4 separate regions of the Homo sapiens genome follow, and regions 1, 2 and 4 are each linked to region 3. Evidence: read pairs that join two places in POLR2A ChIA-PET (ENCODE). Cell type or tissue: MCF 10A. All regions are shown on one strand. Region 1 holds the start of LOC101929259 (a long non-coding RNA gene). Region 2 overlaps GTF2F2 (general transcription factor IIF subunit 2). Region 3 overlaps GTF2F2 (general transcription factor IIF subunit 2). Region 4 overlaps GTF2F2 (general transcription factor IIF subunit 2).

The links. Peaks named below come from ENCODE experiments on the same cell type or tissue, not always from the same donor. Only the 100,000 strongest peaks of a DNase experiment are listed, where the experiment ranks them.
Region 1: POLR2A ChIA-PET joins it to region 3 with 7 read pairs; 10 of 35 experiments call an interaction of 5 or more read pairs at or near these places.
Region 2: POLR2A ChIA-PET joins it to region 3 with 7 read pairs; 10 of 35 experiments call an interaction of 5 or more read pairs at or near these places.
Region 4: POLR2A ChIA-PET joins it to region 3 with 6 read pairs; 5 of 35 experiments call an interaction of 5 or more read pairs at or near these places.

The regions. Positions count from the first base shown.
Region 1 is chr13:45,104,351-45,109,350 of GRCh38, reverse strand. It overlaps LOC101929259 (a long non-coding RNA gene), which reads right to left and starts at 3,072. Exons shown (of 3, transcript NR_120424.1): 1 at 2,922-3,072; 2 at 2,117-2,214. RefSeq lists a silencer at 242-301. In MCF 10A, no CTCF peak of the experiment used is centred here; no DNase peak of the experiment used is centred here.
Region 2 is chr13:45,236,706-45,241,705 of GRCh38, reverse strand. The region is part of intron 5 of GTF2F2 (general transcription factor IIF subunit 2); the gene reads right to left. All of the region lies in intron 1 of LOC105370190 (a long non-coding RNA gene), which reads left to right. Among named protein-coding and RNA genes, the nearest start is that of KCTD4, 38 kb to the right of the region's middle. In MCF 10A, a CTCF peak has its summit at 1,334; a DNase peak (open chromatin) is centred at 2,115.
Region 3 is chr13:45,166,418-45,171,417 of GRCh38, reverse strand. All of the region lies in intron 4 of GTF2F2 (general transcription factor IIF subunit 2), which reads right to left. Among named protein-coding and RNA genes, the nearest start is that of KCTD4, 32 kb to the left of the region's middle. In MCF 10A, no CTCF peak of the experiment used is centred here; a DNase peak (open chromatin) is centred at 3,017.
Region 4 is chr13:45,256,314-45,261,313 of GRCh38, reverse strand. The region is part of intron 6 of GTF2F2 (general transcription factor IIF subunit 2); the gene reads right to left. Among named protein-coding and RNA genes, the nearest start is that of KCTD4, 58 kb to the right of the region's middle. In MCF 10A, no CTCF peak of the experiment used is centred here; a DNase peak (open chromatin) is centred at 2,853.

The sequences.
Region 1 (5,000 bases), 62 kb after region 3:
GACTTTTTTTTTTCCGGTCGGGAAACAAGTTACAGATGGGGTGACTTTTATGGTTTGGGTTCTTTTGCAAGCAGGGAAAGTCTCAGTAATCTGAAGAGGAGAGGGTATTCTCTGTGGTTAGCTGGTTTCAGGGGGACAAACTGTTCTAAGCTTAACTAATCAACTGTAAACCAAAAAGTATCTGAGGTGAGTTTCAATCAATTTAGAAGTTTATTTTGCCAAGGTTAAGGACATGCCTGTTGCACAGCCTCAGGAGGTCCTAACAACATGTGCCCAAAGTGATCGGGCTACAGCTTGGTTTTATACATTTTAGAGAGACATAGACATCAATCAATATGAGACAGCCGGGTGGGAGGGGTCCGGGAGGGGTCCCTGGCAAAACTTCAACCGGCCTGCGCACTGGGGTGGAGCTACAGAGGTTCACCCCGTTGGTAGCGGGGAGGAGCCTGGCCCCTCCTCTTCCTGTGTGGAACCTAGGATTCAAACTGCAAGGCGGGAAGCACACTAGAGTAACTCCGACCTTGCGGAGAGTCCCTGTTCCCCCTTTTATTCCTTTTCACCCAATAATACCCTGTTTTACTCATCCTTCAAACCATCTGCAAGCCTAAACTTTGGCGGCTGTGGGACAAGGAACCCCGTCTTTAGCTGAACTAAGGAAAGGTCCCGCAACAAATCCATGTAAGATGTACATTGGTTTGGTCTAGAAAGGTGGAATAACAAGAAGTGGGGGCTTCTGGGTCATAGGCGGACTCAAAGATTTTCTGATTGGCAATTGGTTGAAAGAGTTATTATCTAAAGACCTGGAATCAGTAGAAAGAACTATCTGGGGCCAAGTGTGGTGGCTCATGCCTGTAATCCCAGCATTTTGGGAGGTCGAGGCAAGAGGATTGCTTCAGCCAAAAGTTCTAGGCCAGCCTGGGCAACATAAGCAAGACCCTGTCTCTACAAATAAAAAAATTATTAGTTACTTGGGAAGCTGAAGTGAGAGGATCACTTGAGCCCAGGAAGTTGAAGGTGCCATGAGCCATGATCTTGCTGCTACCCTCTCAAAAAAAAAAAAAAAAGAAAGAAAGAAAAGAAAAATTAAAAAAAGATAAGAGGTTATGAAGACCAAGGTTTTCTCTTTTTTTGAGATGGAGTCTTGCTTTGTCACCCTGGCTGGAATATAGTGGCCCAATCTCAGTCCACTGCAACCTCCGCCTCCCAGGTTCAAGAAATTCTCTTGCCTCAGTCTCCCGAGTAGCTGGGCTGCTTGAGTGTCAGTATGGTGGTCAGAAGAAGCACTCCTCCAGAATGAGTGAGGAGACATGGACAAACACATCGACAAACCTTTCCCCTTTGCTTGAACCCACTGAACACATGCTCCAACATGGCCCTCCAACTTCCAGTTTTTTTGTCTCATGATAATGTAAACCAAAAATAAAATTCTATGCACCTCAACTTACTGATGCCTGCCCCCTGCCTCAGCCAAAGGCATTCCAAAGTAAACCTGAAAATCTAGTTCAGGTCGTGATTGGAAGGGGGTTGTCTGAGATCCCTCATTTTACTTTCCTCCCTTTGAAATTCAGGCACAGCTAGGCAGTTTTAACATTACAGCAGAAATCTTAAGACTGAAGAAACAGACTTTTTGTAGCAATAAGACACCAAATTCCAGCCTGACTTTGGTATAACATCACATGACAGAGAGCAGGCCCTGAAAGAAATAAAAATATTTTACTCCAAAATGTATTTCTTTGACATATTTTGAAATGACCCTGCAAAGCTGCCTCTTGTGGGGAAAATCTACATTTTGTAAAAAAAAAAAAAAAAAAAAAAAAAAGTCCCTTTAGCTTTCCAAGTCTTTTTCCTGATCTAGGAGAGAATTCACTTAAGAGTCGGGCACCTTTTCAGGTCTGATAAGAACTCTGAAACTTGCTACAGGGAGGCTTAATCTGCACCATAAAACCTTGGTCCTTGGTCTAGGACTGGATGGGGTGGCTCATGCCTGTAATCCCAGCACTTTGGGAGGCTGAGGTGGGATCATTTGAGGTCAGGAGTTCAAGACCAGCCTAGCCAAAATGGTGAAACCCCATCTCTAATAAAAATACAAAACTTAGCTGGGTGTGTTGGTGCGTGCCTGTAATCCCATGTACTTAGGTGGCTGAGACGTGAGAATCTCTTGAACCCAGGAGGCAGAGGTTGTAGTGAGCTAAGATCATGCCACTGCATTTCAGCCTAGGCAACCAAAGCAAGATTCTGTTTCAAAAAAAAATTCTCATTTTAACCATACCCTTTGATAGAGGCAGGAAGCAGAGAAATTCTAGGCGGACAGGTGGGTCCCTGGCAAAACCCTACCTTTGAGCCCAAAAGCCTGAAACCTGCATCCAAAGTGAGAACGTCTATCCCCGTTTGCTGGCTCTCTTCCGATCGGTTCTTTCTGAATAATGTCTTTTTACTGATTGAATGTTGCCTTTTCTGAAACTACCTATGGCCCACCCCATGCCCCTATCCTGTGCCTATAAAGACCCCAGACTCAGTCAGTAGAGGGAGAGAAGTGGCTTGACTGGAGGGAGGTGACTTGCCTTCAGAGAGACAGATGGGCTTCAGAGGAGAGATGGCTTAATTTCAGAGAGAAGGCTTGACTACAAGGAAGAGCCGGCTGGAGACAGCCGGATTTCATGGGAAGATTACTTGCCTGTCCTGTCCCCTCTCCGGCTCCCCTCTTTGCTGAGAGGCATTTCCCATTGCCTAACACAATTCTCCACCTTCACCATCCTTCAAGTGTCTGGGCTATCTCATTCATCTTAGATGCCACACAAGAGCTTGGGATCCACTGAATGTGGGTACCCAAAAAAGGCTGTCACAGTGGCCCTTTGCGCTCACTGGCAGAGGGCAGCCACCCCACACGATGAGGCAAGGGGCTCACTGAGCTGATAACACACCACTGTCCACAGACGGCAGAGCTAAAAGAACACTGTAACATGCCCTCTGGAGCTTCAGGGGTTGCAGGCACCCCAACCTGGGCACTGCTGCCAGGCCTGCACGCAGCCTGCTCCTGGAAGCACCCAAAGCAGCCATCCAGATCCCGCACTTGCTCACTCATGTGCTCCCTGCTGCAAGGGGTTGAGCGTGGCAGGCTGAGTAAATGGGGTACCCCCGTCACAAGTCTGACAAAGGGGTTGAGAAAAATCCTGCATCACCTTGGCAACTGGATAAGTCAGTTCACTTAGTTTACAATCTCCACATACTCATTTGTGATGCAATAAGGGCTGATTGTAACATAACCCAGTTTTAAAATCTCAAGTTTAATGAGTAAAACAAAATGCACAACTGGTAAAGCCAGTTGTATATTTTTTTTAAACATAGGAATACTTATGAGAAGTTTGAGCTAGGGGTGGTGGCTCATGCCTGTAATTCCAGCGCTTTGGGAGGCCGAGGTAGGTGGATCATTTGAGGTCAGGAGTTCAAGACTAGCATGGCCAGTGTGGTGAAACTCCATCTCTATATTTTTATATTTCATAAAATATAAAAGTTAGCTGGGCATGGTGGCACATGTCTGTAGTCCCAGCTGCTTGGGAGGCTGAGGCAGAAGAATCACTTGAACCTGGGAGATGGAGGTTGCAGTGAGCTGAGATAGCGCCACTGCACTCCAGCCTGAGCGACAAAGTGAGACTCCATCTCAAAAAAATAATAATAATAATAAGAAGAAGAAGTTTGAAATGTGTGATTAGAACCTTGCTATTCAAAGTGTGGTGCCTGTGGCCGAGCATGGTGGCTCACATCTGTAATCTGAGAACTTTGGGAGGCTGATGTGGGAGGATCACTTGAGGCCAGGGGTTCAACACTAGCCTTGGCAACATGGCTAGAGCCTGTCTCTACAAAAAAATAAAAAATTAGCCGGGCATAGTAGCACATGCCTGTGGTCCCAGCTTCTTGAGCAGCTGAGGTGGGAGGATCCTTGAGCCCAGGAAGTCAAGGCTGTAGTGAGCCATGAAGGCACCACTGCACCCCAGCCTGGACAATAGAGCAAGACCCTGTCTCAAAACAAAAAAAAACCAAAAAGTGTAGTCCCAGGACTAACAATATTAAGTTATCTCAGCGCTTTATTAGAAATGTAGAATTTAGAGGCCCATCTCTGACCTACTGAAGCAGAAGCTGCATTTTTTTTTTTTTTTTTTGAGATGGAGTCTCGATCTGTAGCCCAGGCTGGAGTGCGGTGGCACAATCTCGGCTCACCGCAAGCTCCGCCTCCCAGGTTCACGCCATTCTCCTGGCTCAGCCTCCCGAGTAGCTGGGACTACAGGTGCCCGCCACCACACCTGGCTAATTTTTTGTATTTTTAGTAGAGACGGGGTTTCACTGTGTTAGCCAGGATGGTTTTGATCTCCTGACCTCGTGATCCACCCGCCGTGGCCTCCCAAAGTGCTGGGATTACAGGCGTGAGCCGCTGCGCCCGGCCAGAATCTGCATTTTAAAAATATCCCCAGGTGATTGCTGTGCATGTGAAAGTCTGAGAAGCCTAGTTTAGAATTCTGGCTCCCCCAATTTCCTGTGAAACTATAGGTGCATCATTCATCGTTGTGACTGCAGATTTCCCATCTGTAAAATGGGAAAGAGTGATGCTTCACTCATGTACACATTCGATAATTACTGATTGAATATTCATTGCTCTGGGGATAGAACAGCGAACAAGACAAATAGTTTTTCAGTCCTCTTCTAGCTCTAAAGTTTCACAGCTCTTTAATCTGATTCCTTGATATAATTATTTTTCCCTAGGCTTTCACTCCCTGCCCCACCTCCCGATCTCATGAGAGTACTTACAGCATCACGCAATTTTGCATAAGAAGACAGGTGCCAGAGAAAATGGGAGAAAACAACTCCCTCAAGATGGGAAACCCACTTAAAATTGGAGTAAGAGAATGAACACATACATTAAACGCCCACTGCTGCTGCCAGCTTGCTACAAATTCCCTCCATAAGGAGTCTAAGATTCCCTGACTTGACTTTCAAAATTGCTCCAC
Region 2 (5,000 bases), 70 kb before region 3:
AGATTCAGCATTTAAGAGAATAGATATAAAATGCATTAAGGCTTGCTTTTCACTCTGTAGGAAATAGCCAATAAAGGAAAATACTCCATTATTGACTTGAACTGTCCAATATGGTAGCCACTAGCCGTGTCTATTTAAATTAATTAAAAATAAATAAAATTAAGAATTCGCCTCCTCAAGGACACTAGCCACATTTCAAGTGCTTAATTGCCACATGTAGCTAGTGGCTATCATACTGGACAACAAAGATATAACACACTTCTACCATTGCAGAAAATCTATTGGATGGTGGAAGAGAATCACAAACTCAAATGTCTACAGGGGCCTGTCCAGTGCAGTAGAACATAAGAGAGAGAAGCTGGGGCTAGAGTGAACCAGAAAATAGAGAATATGCTCCACCCCAGGTGGGTAGCAAGTACTCAGCTCTAGCTGTTTATCACCCTGTAGGAATGTAGGCACAGTGTTTATTATCAGATCTTCTAACTATTTAAGAATGCAGATATATATATATATATATATATTTTATATTTATTTACTTTTTTTTAAGGCAAGGTCTCATTCTGTTGCCCAGGTTGGAGAGTGCAGTGGTCTGTGGTATGATCACGACACACTGCAGCCTCAACCTCCTGGGCTCATTTGATCCTCCTGCCTCAGCTGCCCTTGTGGCTGGGATAAAAGATGCATGCCACCACACCCGACTAATTTTTTCTAATTTTTTTTTTTTTTTTTTGTAATAACAGGGTTTTGCCATGTTGCCCAGCTGGTCTCAAACCCCTGAGCTCAAGTGATCCGCCCACCTGGGCCTCCCAAAGTGCTGGGATTACAGGCATGAGCCACCATGCTCAGACAAGAATTTATAATTTTCTTTCCTTTTTTTGAGAGGTAGTTTTCCTCTTGTCACCCAGGCTGGAGTACAACGGTGCGATCTCAGCTCACTGCAACCTCCGCATCCCAGGTTCAAGCGATTCTCCTGCTTCAGCCTCCTGAGTAGCTGGGATTACAGGCGCCCACCACCATGCCTGACTAATTTTTGTATTTTTGGTAGAGACAGGGTTTCACCATGTTGGCCAGGCTGGTCTCAAACTCCTGACCTCAGGTGATCCAACCACCTTGGCCTCCCAAAGTGCTGGGATTACAGGTGTGAGCCACTCTGCCCGGCCAGTAATTATAATTTTCTGTGAAATCACTTAACAAATATTGCTAACTAATTCAATTTTTAAAATGAGCAATTCTCCCATACCAAACCAAACCAACAGAAAACCCTTTCAAAACCAAAAAAACATACACTAGCTACACCAGGCCACTAGTTGGCTGTCCTGATCTATATATATCTATATTCCAGGGGTTTTTTGTTTTAAACAAAGCAGCAACAAAGAGTTATTACTAGAAGCAGCAAAGTCATGACACAAGTGGGAAATAACCACTGGCATCAAGACTACAGTCTTATGAAAGGAAAAGCAATTCCCTTCCCTTCCATCCCCATGCTCCCATCCTAAGGTGAATCCATGAGTTGGCTGATGGGCTCTCCTAGATTGTTCTTAGGAGAGTGCATGGCAGTTGGTGTTCAGGCTAAGAACTAAAAAAAAAAAAAAAAAAAAAAAAAATCCCTCTACATAATACAGAAATTGGAACATTTTTGGTATATAAAACTAGCATCTTCATAAGATTCAACCTAATAGCTCCCTCTTAGTGAAAGACTTAATACTGAGTTGAATTCTTCTATATTCTCATATAATTCAAATCCCTAATTAAGTCCTGGCAGAATTGTGACATGCCCATGACCATAAAGCTTGTAAGGGGCAGAGTGGGGGAAAAAATTCAAGATTCCTTGTTTTGTGTTCATCACCTGTATCATAATTGCATCTTAGATATAATGAAGCAATGCAGGCATATTTTAAAGCTTATTAAATATATACTATCCCAATTTAAAATATTTATAGCTATTTAAGAAAATATATAATGTCCACACTATGTCCATTATATGCCATAAAAATACGGCAGCTTACAGTTTTGGGTAATTTCTTATACATCTGATTCAAATGTGTTCCGAAAGGGCCTATGCCCAGTGAGGGAATGATGATTCACACTGGACTTGGTTTTCTCCAAGATTTCTGTTAGAAACAACAAGCACCCACAAGTTTTTGGTATGTGTTGAGTAAGGTCAAATAGATGACAGACTAATGGAGTCTTTTTGTGCCTGTCTTGTTTTATTTTTTTAAATTACTGCCCAACTTCTGTTTTTCAAAGAAACACTGTAAGACTGTCAATCCACTGCCTAACTATCACTTCTTTAGGAAGAGTATATCACCAGCATTCCAGAGAGTCACTATATTACCTCTGTTAGCTAGACAACACAAGATTTCCACTAAACAGTCCAAAATATAAATATCTTAACTTATGATCAGAACATTTCTACTATCTTACGTAGTTTCCTTATCTCTTAGATTCTTTCCTTTTGAAATCTCTTTATCTGGAACTTGAAGGTATGTTCAGGGGATACTTTTACCTTAAGCAGTGGCGTTACTTCTAAGTCACCAGCACTCTGGTTGCAAGCAAGCACACAGATGCCCAAACTGGGGAGGGGCCAGGGAGGCAGGCAGCTCACCTAACAACTGCTTCTCATGAATCTGTGAGCAACAAGATACCTAAGACTGTACTGCCTGGAGATTTTGTCCAAATAATTATACATTTTGATTACTTTCAATTTATTCACTGCAATATATATTTTTCTTTTCCTTTTTTTCCTTTTTTTTTTTTTTTCGAGATGGAATTTCGCTCTTATTGCCCAGACTGGAGTGCAATGGCGCCATCTCGGCTCACCGCAACCTTTGCCTCCCAGGTTCAAGAGATTCTCCTGCCTCAGCCTCCCAAATAGCTGAGATTACAGGCATGCGCCACCACACCCGGCTAATTTTGTATTTTTAGTAGAGACGAGGTTTCTCCATGTTGGTCAGGCTGGTCTCGAACTCCCAACCTCAGGTGATCCGCCTGCCTCGGCCTCCCAAAGTGCTGGGATTACAGGCGTGAGCCACTGCACCCGACTATTTTTTTTTTTTCTTTACTTCAAGTCAGGCATGATGTGTCATGCTACTTTATGAAAGTAAACTGCTTTTCATCTCGAAAGTTCGGATTCCAAAATAAATGTGTGTGTGACAGGGAAGAGGAACAAGGGAGTGGGAAGAGGGAGGGGAGGCATAAGGGACAGCATGTGATAGAAGAAACTTACTGCTAATGCTTTTCCTGTTAATCACGCACTCTAGACACTATTTTAGTACAGGCATAAAGCAGAAATATATGAGGGGAAAAAACGTTGAGCTGATCAGGGACCATTTATTACTCCTCAATACATGACCAAGTGGCTATTCTTTCCATGATAGAAATAAAATCACCTTAAACTCCAATGGATGATGAATGAGAAAATACTTGAGTTTCATTCTTTAAAAACTTTTCAGGCCGGGCGTGGTGGCTCATGCCTGTAATCCTAGCAGTTTGGGAGGCTGAAGTGAGTGGGTTACCTGAGGTTGGGAGTTTAAGACCAGCCTGGCCAACATGGTGAAACCTCTTCTCTATTAAATATGCAAAAAATCAGCCGAGTGCAGCGGTGTGCACCTGTAATCCCAGCTACTCTGGAGGCTGAGGCAGGCGAATGGCTTGTACCTGGGAAGCAGAGGTTGCGGTGAGCTGAGATGACGCCACTGCACTCCAGCCTGGGCTACAGAGTGAGACTTCATCTCAAAAACAAACAAACAAACAAACAGAAACCTTTTCAAACTCTAACTCCAAATAAAGTGCCTAAATAATTTGATATGGTTCCCAGGAGTGGGGATGAAAGCTTTTCTATCAGAAGAACCAGTAATGTTTATAACTCAATATTAAAGAGAGCAAAAATGAAGTATCTTTTGTTTTTGATCCATGCCAGTAACTTTGCATTAAAAATCAGAGACTAAAGCAAATTCATGGCATACAGAATAGCCTTAAATAATACTTAGAGTAAAAGAATGTACCATGGTATGGCAGGTCTGAAACCAAGCTCTGATTTTAAGTTACAGGTCCATCCCTAGGTGTGACCTTGGTCAAGTTATTCAACTTCTTTAGTCCTTTGGTGCTCTCATGGAAAACAATGAGAATTATAACAGAAATAAGTGAGATAACCTTTATAAAACACTTAGTAAATGGCCTGTCCCATAGTATGTATTCAGTATATTTTAGCTATTATTGTACATCTTATTATCACTCCAGTACCCATATTGAACAGAAATGTATGGGAGTTATTTGAATAAGCACAACTTTTAATATTTATTTAGTTTACATATTGGATTTTAGAATCAAGACTTGTAAAATCTGTGTTCATCCTTTATGTATTCTGATAGGGGATATTTAGCTATATTAGATCAGAAAGCACTATCTCTTCTGATGTTTTCAAAGATTAAAAAAATTTCTTCCTAAATGTCATTCAGCTGCAGGTAAAACATGCAATGTTCATGGAAGTGCTAATTATAATCAATTATAATTTAACCACAGCACCGAAAAACATAAAAATATGGCAGTTTACAGCTTTGGGTAATTTCTTATATATCTGATTCAAAGAATTCACTGATCTTTAGGTATAATATTTTTTAGATTTAATCTTTTAGGGTACTCAAATCAATTCGTCATATGACTTTCAACCAGTAGTGAATAGAATGTCTGAGTTTAACAAAAGTAGAAAAAAATCATTTCATTGGAACATCTCCTGAAATTATACAGATTACTCATGATAACCATTTTTTTAACTAGTCTCAAAAATTATTTTTCTCAATATTCCTCGTCATATTAAAATATGACTCAAGAAGGTTATATAATTTTCTTCACAGGAGACAGGGTCACTTTCAGACAAACTGCATAGTTGGTGCAAATGAATAAAAAGTAACTGTTTTATTCCTCTTCTGCTCTTTATCATATCACAATTATCTATTTTACTTAGACTAGTATCCCCATTTTTCACTTCCTCGACCCTTTTG
Region 3 (5,000 bases):
CTTAAACCTGTTTCTTTTAAAGTTGAATTAAAGTCAAGATATGGTTTTAGGCTGGGTGCTGCAGCTCATGACTGTAATCCCAGCACTTTGGGAGGCCAAGGTGGGCGGATCACCAATTCGAGATCAGCCTGGCCGACATGGCGAAACTCCATCTCTACTAAAAAACAGAAAAGTTAGCTGGGCCTGGTGGCATGCACCTGTAGTCCCAGCTACTCAGGAGGTTGAGGCAGGAGAATCGCTTGAACCTGGGAGGCGGAGGTTGCAGTGAGCCAAGATCGAATTACTGCACTGCAGTCTGGGTGACAGACCAAGACTCTGTCTCAAAAAAAAAAAAAAAAAAAAAAAAAAGATAGGGTTTTAGGCAGTAGCATTTTCACGGCTATGTCACCTCATGCAAGCAACGTTGCTTTCTCTCTACTAAATTGCTGCCTATTTAATTTCTGCTGCTGCCTGAGCCAACTGTCTGTTACCATTCTGACTGACCACCATGATCTTCCTCCACTCTCTCTGCTACCCTCCCAGTATGACAGATCACACTGCTACTACCTTCACTGGGCTTTCATTACAATCTCCCCTCAGTCAGTTGGAAGCCACATCCTTTTCATTCCAACCCTTCTCTTGCATCTAGACTTCTCCAATTCCTCCAGGGACCATTCTTCTGATCTCATGATGGTTCTCTCAGATACCACCTCTGATCCTTTCTCTGACTGCAGCCCCTAGTCTTTCTTGTATGCAGATTCTCTATATTTTCCAGCTTTCAGGAATAACTACTTCAAAGCCACAGAACCTTTCCATTAGAATATAATTTACTCAGAAAGACAGTTTCAAGGGGAAAATATTCTGTGTACAGAGTACCTCACTAGCTGAAAAAAAAGTCATTTGTTGGAGATGATTTCAAGACTGCAAAACTCATGAAAAGTAATTCAAATAAATTACCTGCATCACTGACTCAACTGACATTCACTTTCCACAAAAGCTTTTATTTGCTTCTAAGCCTTGTCAGAAAAAAATTTTAAAAGATGTTAAGTGGGAGAAAGAAAAATTAATTGGAGCCCATGTAATGATAAATTTACCAGACTATGCGTGTTACAAAGATAACCAGTCTCAGCTGGGCACAGTGGCTCACACCTATAATCCCAACACTTTGGCAGGCCAAGGCAGGGGGGGTCTGAGACCAGCCTGGGCAAGAAAATGAGACCCTGTCTCTACAAAAAACATTTTAAAAAATTAGCTGGGTGTGGTGGTATATGCCTGTAGTCCCAGCTATTTGGGAGGCTGGGGTGGGAAGATCGCTTGAGCCCAGAAGTTAGAGGTTGCAGTGAACTGAGATCATAGCACTGCAGTCCAGCCTGGGTGACAGAGCAAGACCTTGTCTCTAAATAAATAAATAAATAACCAGTCTCTTATTAAAAATCAAATAAAATAAAATAAATGTTGGAACTATAACTCTCTGGTTTGTGTTAAAAACCTAGTTCTTAAGAAGCTTAATATTTCTAATATTGCAACATTTCTAAACAATACTGGTTGTGTCCATGTAAACTTATGCTTGAAGGTTAAAAAATAGTAATCTATATTTAAAAGGGAATAAGTTACTGAAGACATGTAAAAAAAATTAGTCTAGAAAATTTGATACTGGATCCATGGATTCAAAAATCAAAGCATAGCTGACGATGTTCTTTTGTTACCTGAGTGGTGGTTACAGGGATGTGTTCACTTTGTGAGAAATCAACAGTATAAACTTATGATTTGTGCTGTTTTCTTAAATGTAGGTTATGTTTCAATTAAAATTTTAGTAACAAAAAAGCAAAACACAAGAAGAAAATCAATTTTTCTAAAAATCCTCAACTAGACTTCTTAGTTCAAAAAACTAAATCACAAGTATTAAATCACACTGCATTAGTTTGCTGGGGCTGCCATAACAAATTTCCACAGACTGGGTGGCTTAAGCAACAGGAAGGTATTTTCTCATAGTACTGGGGGCTGAAGTCCAAGATCGAGGTGCCTACAACTTTGGCTTCTTCTAAGGCTCAGCTCCTGGGCTTGCAGATGGCCACTCAATTGTGGCCTCCTCACATGGTCATTCCTCTGTGCATGTGCAACCCCAGTCTCTCCTGAGTGTCCAAATTTCCTTTTCTTATAAGGACACCAGTCAATTGCCACTGCCTCTTTTTAAATTCATCGCCTCTTTACAGGTCTTATCTCCAAATACAGTCACATTCTGAGGTACCTGGGTTTAGGACTTCAACCTATGAATTTGGAGCAGGGGCGGGCACAGTGGCTCACGCCTGTAATCCCAGAACTTTGGGAGGCCGAGGCGATCGGATCACTTGAGGTCAGGAGTTCGAAACCAACCTGGCCAACATGGAGAAATCCCAGCCTGGGCAACGGGGTGAAACCAAGGAAGGAGGGAAGGAGGGAAAGAGGGAAGGAGGGAGGAAGGAGGGAAGGAGGTAAGGAGGGAAAGAGGGAAAGAAGGAAGGAGGGAAGGAGGGAGGGAGGGAAGGAAGGAGGAGGGAGGGAGGGAGGGAGGGAGGGAAGGAGGGAGAGAAGCAAGGAGGGAAGGAAAGAGGGAGGGAAGGAAAGAGGGAGGGAAGGAAGGAAGGAAGGAAGGAAGGAAGGAAGGAAGGAAGGAAGGAAGCCAGCCAGGTGTGGTGGCACACACTTGCAGCTCCAGCTACTCAGGAGGCTGAGGTGGGGAAATCACTAGAGCCCCAGAGGTAGGGGGTGCCATGAACCGAGATCGGGGCACTGCACTACAGCCTGGGTGACAGAGTGAAAACCTGTCTCAAAAAAATAAATAAATAAAGTTCAGGTAGTTTATTTGTCAGAAAACACTGAGGGTTGGAAAAATGAGGAAGAAGAAATGAGCCTATAAAATGATTAGTGTAGAAAACCAGTACCAGCTGGATACTACTAAGGACAACTGTTGCTTAATATGTGCCTTAGTCACCCTACCTGAGGATTAAAGGAGCTGGGTGTTTATCAACTAACAACTCCTGGCAGATATTGGCTGAACGCCACTCCCAAAGTGAGTGTTAAAATCCTGGCATTTCTGGCCTGCCCTCCAGGCAGGCAGAGTAGTTGGCAGCAAGAGAAGCTCTCAGGCAGACAAAGGTGCCGAGATGTAAAAGTTGGCTAGTGTGCACAGTAACGGCAAGGCCTTGAGAGGCTATGGGCGAACACTGACAGCACCTGGGGCATCTATGCCACAGCCCCTAATCTATAGGAGTCTGTCCCAAACTTGTGAATGTAAAGACACATCAGCCTTCACCTAGAAGCAGCAGAAAAGGGGTTGAGAAGTGCTCTAAACCAGACTTTTTTCTTTGCTAAACGGTACAGATCTTTCTCTCAAGAAAAGTCTGACACATAACACATTATACAGTAAGGAAAAAAATGTGTCAAATCATCATAGTCATTAAGTTCTGCATAGCTATATAAAAGAAACTGAAGCTGTAAACAACACTGGGTGGTGTACTTTTTTTTCCCTCTATCAACAGAAAATGCCACAACTTTCAACCATAAAATATTCTCAAGAAAGGTTCTTTTAGACTGGGGGGAAACAAGTGAGGCTGGGCGTGGTGGCTCATGCCTGTAATTCCAGCACTTGGGAGGTTTGGGAGGCCTGAGGTGGGAGGATCACTTGAGGTCAGGAGTTTGAAACCAGCCTGGCCAACATGGTGAAAGCCTATTGCTACTTAAAACACAAAAATCAGCTGGGGGGCCGGGCACGGTGGCTCACGCCTGTAATCCCAGCACTTTTGGGAGGCCCAGGCGGGCAGATCACGACGTCAAGAGATCAAGACCATCCTGGCCAACATGGTAGAACCCCATCTCTACTAAAAATACAAAAAAATTAGCTGGGTGTGGTGGTGCGCACCTGTAGTCCCAGCTACTTGGGAGGCTAAGGCAGGAGAATCACTTGAACCTGGGAGGCGGAGGTTGCAGTGAGCTGAGATAGCACCACTGCACTCCAGCCTGGTGACACAGCAAGGCTCTATCTCAAAAAAAAAAAAAAAAAAAATAGCTGGGTGAAATTAGCTGGGTGTGGTGGCAGGAGTCTGAAGTAACATTTATTTGGGAGGCTGAGGCAGGGAGGCGGGGGTTGCAGTGAGCCGAGACTGCAACACTGCACTCCAGCCTGGGCAACAGAGCGAGACTCCATCTTTAAAAAAAAAAAAAAAAAAATAGTAAAATAGTATGTATAGTATGTGTCTGTAGGGCTTTTTACCCTTTATTATTTTGAAATAGCTAATGATACAGTCTGTATAAGCAAGAATTTGTGGGCTGATACACATACACGAAGTTCTTTAAAAAAAAAAAAAAAAGACTTCAACTGCATTTCTTTTTAAACAGAGCAGTCTTTCAAAGTGTGCTGGCCACTACCAGAGTTTCGCTTCTGGGCAGGCCACAGCTGTCTAACGGCTGGTAGGAACATATAAGAATAAGGTTTTCTTTCAGAACTTAAACATGTTTAATTAGTCAGTTTTGTATTAAAGATATATAAATGGACCTAACTTTCAAGAGATTTTAAACTCAAGACAAAATTGGTTTCTCAATTATTTATCAATATTCCAGGGAAGAAATTCATACTCTAAATTGAGGCTTGTATACAAGTTGTATATAATGTCCCTACTGGGATATACCAATATAGTCCCTATTCATATTCACTCTATTACATTAAATAACATTTTTTATTCCATTCATCATACGAATTCTCATACCACCTACTTCTATTTTACTTTGACTTTTATTTTAAAGCCCCCTATTCCCTAAAGTCTGGTCATAGTGGATTGACAAGATTTTCTTTCTAAACTCATCTGCTTGTTAACTTTAACTTGATGCAATCTGAAAACAATCCATATGAAGCTCAGTGAACACAGCTTTCGTACTTTCCCTAACACTGGCTCCAGTTTGACATCAGTACCTCAGTACTATTCCAGAAATAATTTTCTATTCTGTCATTTCCTTATCAGCCAAATCCCTCAAACAGTTCTGCAGAA
Region 4 (5,000 bases), 90 kb before region 3:
GCTGGGACTACAGGCGCGTGCCACCACACCCAGCTAATTTTTTGTATTTTCAGTAAAGAAAGGGTTTCACCGTGTTAGCCAGGATGGTCTTGATCTCCTGATCTCATGATCCGCCCACTGCGGCTTCCCAAAGTGCTGGGATTACTGGCTTGAGCCACTGCACCCGGCCCCCAAACCTTTTCTTTTTTGAGATGGGGTCTCACTCTGTTGCTTAGGCTGGAGTGCAGTGGCGCAATCTCACCTCACTGCAGCCTCCGTCTCCCGTGTTCAAGTGATTCTCCTGCCTCAGCCTCTTGAATAGCTGAGATTACAGGCGTGTGCAACCATGCCTGGCTAATTTTTGTATTTTTATTAGAGACAGGGTTTCACCACGTTGGCCAGGCTGGTCTCGAACTCCAGGAACTACAGGGGCATGCCACCATACCCAGCCAATTTTTAAAATTTTTTTGAAGAGGTAGGTCTGGCTATACTGCCCAGGCTGGTCTCAAACTCAAGGCTGGTCTCAAACTCAAGTGATCCACCCGCCTCAGCCTCCGAAAGTGCTGGGATTACAGGTGTGAACCACCACGCCCAGCCTATTCTTGACTAAAATGCAACCAAATGTTGACAATCCTTTGTGGATTTGGTATATATATGTTCAACCATCATTACTGAAGCTGTAATCACTGACTAAAATTATAAATGCCACCCACTACCAATTAAAATTTATAATACAGACATCTATAAACTTCTAGATTATTGTTTGCAGAAATACTGTGTTTTGTCAAGGCAGTCTTTGTAAAGCCTTTTAACTTTTGAAGTGAGCATGACAGCTTTGAATATCATGGTTCTGCATGTTAAATCCTTATGAGATATTATTCCCCCTCCCCTCAACTAATGCTTCTATTTCTGCCTAGTGTGTCATTATCTCTTGGGAGGAAATTATTTCTTTAGAATTGGTCAGTCCTTTGTGTGCAAATTCAAATGGACAAAGCATGTAGTATACTTATACTATGTATTATAACAGGCAAATATTACTGAAAAGCCCTCATGATATAGTCCTACAAACATCCTTTTTATTTAGGAAAATTCAAATTTATGCATAGAACTTTAAAAGATCAACCACTCAAACCCCAAATCTTAGTTCTGCAGACTAACACAGTCGGCTGCCACACTGAAGGGAACAGAGCATATATGCATAAAAATGAATTTCCTTTCTAGTTCCTGGGGGTTTACCTCAACAACCAGTTTACTAAGTAAGCTTTTCTTTTTTTTCTCTTACCCATCTGAGCACAGTTAAGGTTTTCGAGTTCTTTCTGGCCAAGAGCTTTTACCAGAAATAAGAAAAAAAAAAATGAGAGAGAGAAAACTTATTTTTTCAAACTGTGGGGCAGAAATTCTAACAAAGAAAAGAAATATTAATTCTTTTTAAAAGTTCTAGGTTTGGCCAGGCGCAGTGGCTCACGCCTATAATCCCAACACTTTGGGAGGCCGAGATGGGTGGATCACATTGGCCAGGTGTGGTGGCGGGCGCCTGTAGTCCCAGCTACTTGGGAGGCTGAGGCAGGAGAATGGCATGAATCCGGGAGGCGGAGCTTGCAGTGAGCCGAGATTGTGCCACTGCACTCCAGCCTGGGCAACAGGGCGAGACTCTGTCTCACAAAAAAAAAAAAAAAAAAAAAAAAAAGTTCTAGGTTTGCGAGAAAGAGGTTTCCTTCTAAGTACCATTACTGAACACCCCACCCTCAACAGGAGATGGCAGAACTATAAAAAGTTCTCATCTCTTTGGTTCAGTGGCTGCATACTAGAATTACCCAAGAAGCTTAAAAACTTAAGATGGCTGGCCTCCCCATTAGATTAACCAAATCAGTTTCTGAGGGTATTTTTCTGTTTTGTTTTGTTTTTTTTGAGATGGAGTTTCGCTCTTGTTGCCCAGACTGGAGTGCAGTGGCATGACCTTGGCTCACTGCAACCTCCGCCTCCCGGGTTCAAGCAATTCTCCTGCCTCAGCCTCCCAAGTAGCTGGGATTACAGGCATGTGCCACAATACCCAGCTAATTTTGTACTTTTAGTAGAGACGGGGTTTTACCAGGTTGGTCAGGCTGGTCTCGAACTTCTGACCTCAGGTAATCCACCTGCCTTGGCCTCCCAAAGTGCTGGGATTACAGGTGTGAGCCACCGCACCCGGCCTATTTTTCTTCTTTAAAAGCTTCCCAGGTGATTCTAGTATACAGCAACACCGAAAACAAATGTCTAGACAACAGAGGACATGATTCCTTATGAGAAGAAAAGGAATTCCTTATGAGAAAGTTTATAAGAGGCCATGAAATACATAAAAGAATGCTATGAAATTTACATAGGCTAGATACGATGTTCACAAAGTCAACCAGAACACACAGAGTCGCCCTTACTTGGATTCAAAGTTGGAGGGAGTTGCAAAGAACCTTACGCATCAGCTGACTCTATAACTTTGATTATACACCTTTGTGAGCAAAAAATTAAAAGCATGAGCTATGCATATATCTTTATAAACTGGACAAACGTACTACTGTATTTATAAATAGATATAAGCATACACAAGATAAAAAATTTTAAAGGGATGAAAGAGTATAATTTTAAGAGTAAGTTTTGTCAAAACTACAAAATACGTTTTCGTTTTGCTCTCAAAATACAGTGATTTGCATTCATGTTCTGTATGCTTAGTTTTTAAATACATTGAACACCGTGATAGCTTTGTATCAGCAATAGCTAAGCTAATATAACAAGGTACAACACTCACAAAGGTCAAGGGCCACTTTGCCAGTTATTTTGCAACAAGTCTTCAACTCTAGCCTTGGTGGTAAGGGTGGGGTGGCAAGAGGTCTGCAGGCTACATTTCCAAGATTCCCTTGCTAGCGGGTTTCCAGCTGGGGTTCTGCCAATAGGAGAATGAAAGTGGGAGGGAGGGAGATTTTTCTTCTTTTTTTTTTTTTGTATTGCAGGAGCACCTCTGCAGCAGCTTCCTGATCTCTTCTTCCTTTTGCAACTCCAGCCCATCCATTTGGTATTCCTAAATCATTTGTAACTAACTCCCTACATTACATTCTTTTCTGCTTGGAATATCTAGAGTTGTTTTTGATTCCACCATAGACACTAACTGAGTCATCATTAAAGACAGGGCATGACAAGCCATATTTAAAATGATACTGATAATTTCCTTTTTGGAAGGGCCAAGTTCTTTTCAGATCTGATTACATCATCACTGTTTGTCACCTCAAAGATTGACTGATAAACCATTTTTAGAAGCAAGAGAAGTTCAGTTTTTCACTTTCTTGTTCACATATGCTTGGTTTATTAGTATTATCTCTAATTGACAGTTTCTCTGCAGAAATCATTTGTTGAGACTGAGTTTAGTTAAAAATAGATACTATAATCTGTAAATCTCTGAATTGAGCACCAATGCTAAAAAGCTGAAAGCAAATGAAAACATGAAGGCACAACGCTCAACCCCTCTGTCCTGTCCCATTTCCGCTCTTCTGCTGAAAAACGACCGACTAGCACAGGAGCTGCAAAAAGATGCCAGGGTCAATCTACATAGTATTTCTAAAGCTCAGTTTCTTTCCTTTACTAGGTGCCAAACAAGATACATGTAAGTTTTATAATAATATAAATATAATAATTTTCCCCCTCACCCAGTGGGCCCTCTTGTAAACCATACTTTGACATCTCCATTATTTCCCAATGTCTGTTTTCACTACTTCAAACAATGGGGGGAAATTTGATGTTCAAATGTTTGTAAGTGCAGGATTAAACAAATTCCTAAAGCTTACTAATCTTGAGTATATTAAAGTGAAGTGTCAATTTAAGAGGAGGATATAATCAGAAACTACAAGTTTTTTAAACACAGAATCCTTTTTATGTGACCATCTCACCTAGTTAATGTTACAAAAAATTTACTGTGGAAAATGCTGACCTACATGAACTGATTCAAGTTTCAGACACTCAATGAAGATTTAAGGTACAGGAAATGCCACTTAGGGAAAAAAAACCTGACATGTCATATCCTAGTAAGAAGATGGTTTTCAGGGGTGCGATTTCAATGGAGTATTCTAAGAGATAAAAATAATCATATAATTCTTTTTGGCCCAGTAGATGGTTTCTGAATGGCAAGTATGACAGACATTATACCCAGATAGTTTGTGAACTAAAAAGATAAATCTGAATTTAATTCTTAGAATAGCTCCAAGAACAAAATTGGATATTTTCTTTACATATATACAGGTAAATTCATCTATTTGCCATAGGTGGGTGAAAAAACTGTGGGTAAATGCAAGGTAGTTTCTTTCTGACCAAATGTAGGAACATTGTTTTTCAAATACATATGCAATTTCCCAGTCCCTCTTTCACTTTTTTGTACAAATTTTTTTTGAATTTTTATTCTGAAAATTGCATTCAAAGAAGCTCAACTGTTAGAATGAAACACTGAGCTTCATGTTTATATAACTTTATCTGGCAAGACTTTCAAAACATTTCAACATTATATCGAGTTAAAATTTTTTATTAAAAGTCTTTATTATGCTTCCTCTAAATCATTCTTGCTGACCTGTGTTCGTTTATGTTTCTCAGTCTTTTAAAAGTCAATGTCCTCTTCTAATAAATAACAAAAATGTTATACTCTTTCTATAGTTGGTATTACACTACAATACTGAATATGTTTTTTAAAGCTATGCAGGTGCCTATCCTGGTTTACTCCCAAAAGAAATAATGATTAAACATTCAAATGCAATGTGGTAGATTATAGTCAATCTTTGTTTGGATGTAAAAATCTTAATCAAAGATTCATTACTATAATGACTCATTTTCACTATGACAACCTTAACAAAGGTTGATATCTTGAACTAAAATGTCACTTAATGTTAATTATCTTTATAGAGGGTGCTATAGCTTTATATACTAAGGAGTTCAGAATATAACATGTTTGTACTTACTTTATTCACCAGGGGTATGTATCTCAGACACGAAGCAGATATTTAAAAAGTACT